2 separate regions of the Homo sapiens genome follow, and region 1 is linked to region 2. A link is an interaction called in ENCODE POLR2A ChIA-PET data of the cell type or tissue named here. Cell type or tissue: PC-9. All regions are shown on one strand. Each heading gives the region's core, and the rest is flanking DNA. Links, peaks and the distances in the headings are about the cores only. Region 1 has its middle 16 kb from the start of TLX3. Region 2 overlaps RANBP17 (RAN binding protein 17).

Region 1 (2,812 bases), core at 304-2,803, 120 kb before region 2:
AACTCCTCGGCTCAAGCAATCCACCTGCCTCAGCCTCCCAAAGTGCTTGACTACAGCTGTGAGCCACCACGCCCAGCCCTGTGTATGTGTTTTAAGGTGGTATGATATACATATTATTTTGAAATTAAGTTCTTTCACTTTATAATGCATTGTGGATATTATTTCCATGTTGGTACCTACCAATTCACCCCCACTTCCCACATTTTTTGATGGCTACCTCTTCTTATTCCATAGCACAATTGATTTTATGTGGCTAACTTTTAAATGATGGACGTATGGTTATTTCCAAATTCCCCCTCTTACAGCCACTGCTGTGATGAACACCCAGGAAAATGTATCTCTGGACACTTAATGCTAATATTCTTTAAATGACTTCTAAAAATTAGATTAAATTCACATAACATATAATCGTTTTAAGGAGTACAAGTCAGTGACATTTAGTACACTTGCAAAGTTAGGCAATCACCACTTTTATCTAAGTTTCAAAACTTTTTCATCGCCCCATTAAGTAATCACTCCCAGTTCCCCTGTCATCTGGTAAACACTAATCTCCTTTCTATCTCTATGGAATTACCTGTTCCAGGACAGAACAATTCATATCAATGAAGTCATACAATCTGTGGCTTTTGTATCTGATTTCTTTTTTTTTTTTTTTGAGACGGAGTTTCACTCTTGTTGCCCAGGCTGGAGTGCAATGGCACGTTCTCGGCTCACTGCAACCTCAGCCTCTCGGGTTCAAGCAACTCTCCTGCCTCAGACTCCTGAGTAGCTGGGATTACTGGCACCCGTCACCACGCCCAGCTAATTTTGTTGTATTTTTAGTAGAGATGGGGTTTCACCATGTTGGCCAGGTTGGTCTCGAACTCCTGACCTCAAGTAATCCCCCTGCCTCAGCCTCCCAAAGTGCTGGGAGTACAAGTGTGAGTCTGACTTCTTTCACATAGCAACGTGGTTTTGAGGTTCATCCACATTCACATTGCAGCATGTATCAATATTTCCTTCCTCTTTATGGCTGAGTAATATTCCACAATTTGGGCTGGGCACGGTGGCTCACGCCTGTAATCCCAGCACTTTGGGAGGCTGAGGCAGGCGGATCACAAGGTCAGGAGATCGAGACCATCCTGGCTAACACGGTGAAACCCCGTCTCTACTAAAACTACAAAAAATTAGCCAGGCATGGTGGCGGGCCCCTGTGGTCCCAGCTACTTGGGAGGCTGAGGCAGGAGAATGGTGTGAACCCGGGAGGCAGAGCTTGCAGTGAGCCAAGATCGTGCCACTACACTCCAGCCTGGGTGACAGAGCAAGACTCCGTCTCAAAAAAAAAAAAAAAAAAAAAAAAATTCCACAATCTGTTTAACCCTTCACCCACTGAAGGACTAAGATTCCTTCTCAGAGGGAACAGCTCTGCAGAGCAATGTGCTCTGACTAGCCTCTCGGGTCCCTCCCAGGGCGGGCCGGGTCTCAGACACTGTGCTTCTTTTTCTAGAAACAGCCCATGCTATTTTACCACATATCCTGGAAAATTTCTGTCCAAGAACTTTCGCTGTTTTTGTTTTTTTTCTCTTTTAATCCAGGGCTGGATAAATGAGCCATCAGCCCTCAAGTGCCTCATGATACGGAGCTTCTCAAATTGGAGAGAATGTTAGGAAAGTAACTGGTTTGGTCAGTTTTTATTACGGGAGCTAAGAAAGAATCAGCTTACCGTAGGAAGGATTCCCGCTGCTCCCAAGACCTGACCCTTGGGGGCTGGAAAAAATGGCAACAATAATAACCCCTTATACTTGAGCCAGTGTTGCATGGGCTTGGTGGCCGGGAGGCGGGTGAGTTTCTGCAACACAACACAATATATTTATGCAAGGTCAGTATTTCTCCCGTTAACACCGAAAACTGAAGCTGTATTTGATTCTCCTTTTCACTTCCTTTTTTTCCTTGGACTTATTCTTTTTTTTTTTTTTTTTTAATGCCTACTATGTACCAGGCACTGAGAACCCCCAGGAGGTAAGAAACAGCCCCTGCTCTTGTGAGCTCATACCACAGTAGGGAAGGTGGACATATAAAGGGGCAAGGACAGTAAGAGGTGGAAATGCGCCAGCCCACCCACGTGAAAATGCAAGCCCCCAGTTGCTTGCCTGGATGCGCCCCCTGCAGTCTGGACCCTCATGTGGCTGACATCATGTGGACAAAACACGCGGCGGAAGAATGGGGTCAGCCGCTCCTCACGTTGGGGCTGCCTTGCAGGAGTCAGGGCACTGAGGTTTTCTCACACCTGGGTTCAAATCCTGCTCCATGCACGAGCTATAAAACCTCAGGCCAGGATCTTACCCTCCAGAGCTTTACTTGCTTACCCGCAAAGCGAGGCTAATGCTACCTTTCTGCTGTGAAGATTTAAATACTGTAGATGTGTGTAAGCAAATGACGCAAAAGAGATAATAAATATTACGCGTGTCCTTTTCCTGGGTTCGCTGCATACGGTTTCCCATGGCTTTTGAATTAATAGCAGCCCAGCTTCTCAAAGTCCTGTTCTAGTTCGGACAAAAAACCACTGGTACCCCAGAAAATGTCTCCAGAGGGACTCAGGCTGGCCTGCCTTCCTCTTTGCAGATAACTTGGCTTCGTTCAAGTTAAAATTAGCATTCCTATCCATGCCTCAAATTCCCCTCCTCTAGTGTGAACTCTCTATGTAGCTCCAAGCGAACCTCTTTTAAAGGTAGAGGTCCCCGGTCTGGCCTCTGCACCCCAGCAGCCTCTCAAAATCAGCCAAATCTGGCCTCCCATGAAAGGCAGCCGTGGCTGTGCTGACAAATTGAGCCTG
Region 2 (2,812 bases), core at 144-2,643:
ATACAAATTCTTAATTTTTTTCCCAACTTCCCTCTGGATTTTTGATACTTCAGTTTAAGTATGATCTAGGAAAATTTTAAACAAGGAGATCAGATGCACTGCAAGCTAAGGTGTTTTCTTATTGTTGCATTCCCATCATAGGGGCAAAGAAGTATGTCAATGATCTTCCTTCAATTCTCCAGCCCTGGAAACCATTTATCAAGATGGTTGCTGTGTAGTTTCAGGCAATTTAGTTTTGGAAGGACAGAGTGAAAAGCAATGTAGTTTGTGTGGCAGTTAATGCAGTCAGTGTTTATAGAAATGTTTTTGAATTAAATAGCTAACCACTAAAATAGCATTTTATCAAATAATCGCCATAAATAAAATGCATTTTGACTTTAAGATGACATGTGCTCTTACAGGATGTTTCTTCTGCATGCTAAGGATTGTATAACAAATTAAAGAACACACATTTATGTGGATAAAAGGCAAATAAACTTTCCCCAGCAGTAATGTGGAAATCATCACTGACGGTTTGACATATCAATATTTCAGGAAAAATAAATGACTTTCATATCCATGGCATTTTTTTATCATACTTATTCATTTTTGCATTACTTGAATACTTTGAAAAGAATCTGTACTTTATCACCTGAAACTGCTTAAAGTATTTCAAAATATTTTAATAAAGCTTTTTGAATTATCAAATAATATAACTTTTAAACAAATTTTACTATTATTATAAATATTTGCTCTTCATCCCTCGCCCAAAGGAAAACTATAAATCTTGTCTCAACTGAATGAACACCATTTATCATATTCATTTTGTTGTCAATACAATTATGAAAAGCCCTTGGCCTTTTCCCAAGGAAGCTGATTTGCTACTGAAACTCAATTATTATAAGCAACGCCAGTACCAAACCACCCCATTTGGCAATCTAACACAGCTTCTGGCATAACTGACACTTCTCTCCGCCCCTGACCCTGATAACTTCAACATCTATGGTCAAATGGAGGAGACAAAGGTTTCTAGTTCACAAGAAAACATTAAGTCCCAAGATTTTCCGTTTGCTATTTTCTGCCATCTGCTGGACAAAAGTTTCATTTCAGAAAGGTTCCCCCGCTACCCCCAAAGGAGCTAAATAAGGAAATGGAAAACAATACAGTATCTTCTCTAAATTTTGGGCAGTATCAATTACGGCAGATAGTTCTTCTTTGACACTGAGGGGAAGGTTTCTGACCTTGACTCTTGGTTGAAACTGTTGAAGAGAAAAACATGAAATGTTAATCACTAGATAGCCTAGAGTTGTAGACTGGTTTCAAGATCACCATCGATATTACAGTGCCCAAAGTAGACTTTTATTATTTTTCAAATAATGAAAATTTTGATTTTGAGAGTTGCTCTTTATGTTTAGAGAAATAAAAGAGTCAAGCTGGGTGCAGTGGAGCACACCTGTAGCACCACAGTCCCAGCTAGTCAGGAGGCTGAGGTGGGAGGATCGCTTGAGCCCAGGAGTTTGAGTCCAGCCTGAGCAACATACAAGACCCCGTATCTTAAAAATTAAAAAAAAGGCAGAAATAAAAGGGTCATATATAATTCCAGTTTAACTGTCACTGTTAAGAGAATTTTAAGACTTTCCATGTTGAAATTTCATAATCTCTGTACATATTATATGTAGATAAAAACCATGTGCATGATTACTCAATGACATAAAAATTTTATCTGTAACCCTTCTCTGGGTACATAAATCTGATGAAGTATATTTTAATAATAATTAAAGATATGTCAGTATCAAATTAATGTTTAAAAATTTTTATAATATGTAGAGTTCTCCCTAAAACATGCCTAGATCCCCTATTAGTTATATTTTTGGCCATAACTGTGGCATAGTAGTTGACAGTTACCTTTAAGAAGTTTCTATTGCAATTTAATTTACAGGAAACTTTGGATAAGGAGGGTTTAAAAAAAGTAACTGAGAAATAGTTTAGATTAAAAAGTAAATTAGCTTTCAGATTATATAATTTTTTTCACATGCTCTGATGGTTTCATGCATAAAAGACATGAAAGCATTATATAACACTTAGATGACTTGCATACAATATCACTTCCTGCTGGGATCAAACATAAGTCATACAACACTATTAGAACAATATTAACGACCATTTACAACTACCAAAAATGTGCCAGACATTATACAGAGTACACTTTACCTATTTTAATGGTTACAATATACCATGATACTGAATTGTATCTGTTTTCAAATGAGAAAACCAAGACTCAGACAGGTGAAATGACTTGCCAAGGTTCACAACACAGTAAATGAAGAGCTGGGATTTTAAGCCGGGTCTGTCTATCACCAAAGTCTATGCTCTTTTAACTCTTACATGATAAGGCATTTCTGTGGGGGGTTTTTTTTTTTTTTCCTGTCTGTACTAACCCTTGGCAAAGGTCAATTCAAATTTTACACCAAATGACAAACCTTGACTTATTTATTTTTCCCTTTCCATGTCCATTCATTATCTTCATGATAATGAAAAACTGTGGCATGATGGGTTAGGCCTTGAAGAGATAAAATGATCTTCCCAGCCTTGCTAATTGAGATGGAGATTCAAATCTCCCCTCAAAAATGTCAAATGGTAGGATTCATTGATCCCTAAAGATGTTAGCCAGATTATCCCTTCAACTCCAACATAAACAATCATTTGGGGGAAGTCATTTTTAAGTTATCAATATTTAACGGCACCAAAAAAGTGACTTCTCTGAGCTGGGTCTCCAAATACTGTGCTCAGTTATCTGCTCTGCTGCCACTGTGCTGTAATTTTTAGCTGATTA

Evidence for each region. ChIA-PET counts read pairs that join two places held together with the same protein. Peaks named below come from ENCODE experiments on the same cell type or tissue, not always from the same donor. Only the 100,000 strongest peaks of a DNase experiment are listed, where the experiment ranks them.
Region 1: POLR2A ChIA-PET joins it to region 2 with 5 read pairs; 2 of 35 experiments call an interaction of 5 or more read pairs at or near these places.

The regions. Positions count from the first base shown.
Region 1 is chr5:171,323,350-171,326,161 of GRCh38, reverse strand. No RefSeq gene overlaps it. Among named protein-coding and RNA genes, the nearest start is that of TLX3, 16 kb to the right of the region's middle. In PC-9, for the core only: no CTCF peak of the experiment used is centred there; a DNase peak (open chromatin) is centred at 1,651; H3K4me3 peaks cover 570 bases.
Region 2 is chr5:171,205,733-171,208,544 of GRCh38, reverse strand. All of the region lies in intron 20 of RANBP17 (RAN binding protein 17), which reads right to left. Among named protein-coding and RNA genes, the nearest start is that of TLX3, 100 kb to the left of the region's middle. In PC-9, for the core only: CTCF peaks have their summits at 880 and 1,082 (motif pointing left); no DNase peak of the experiment used is centred there.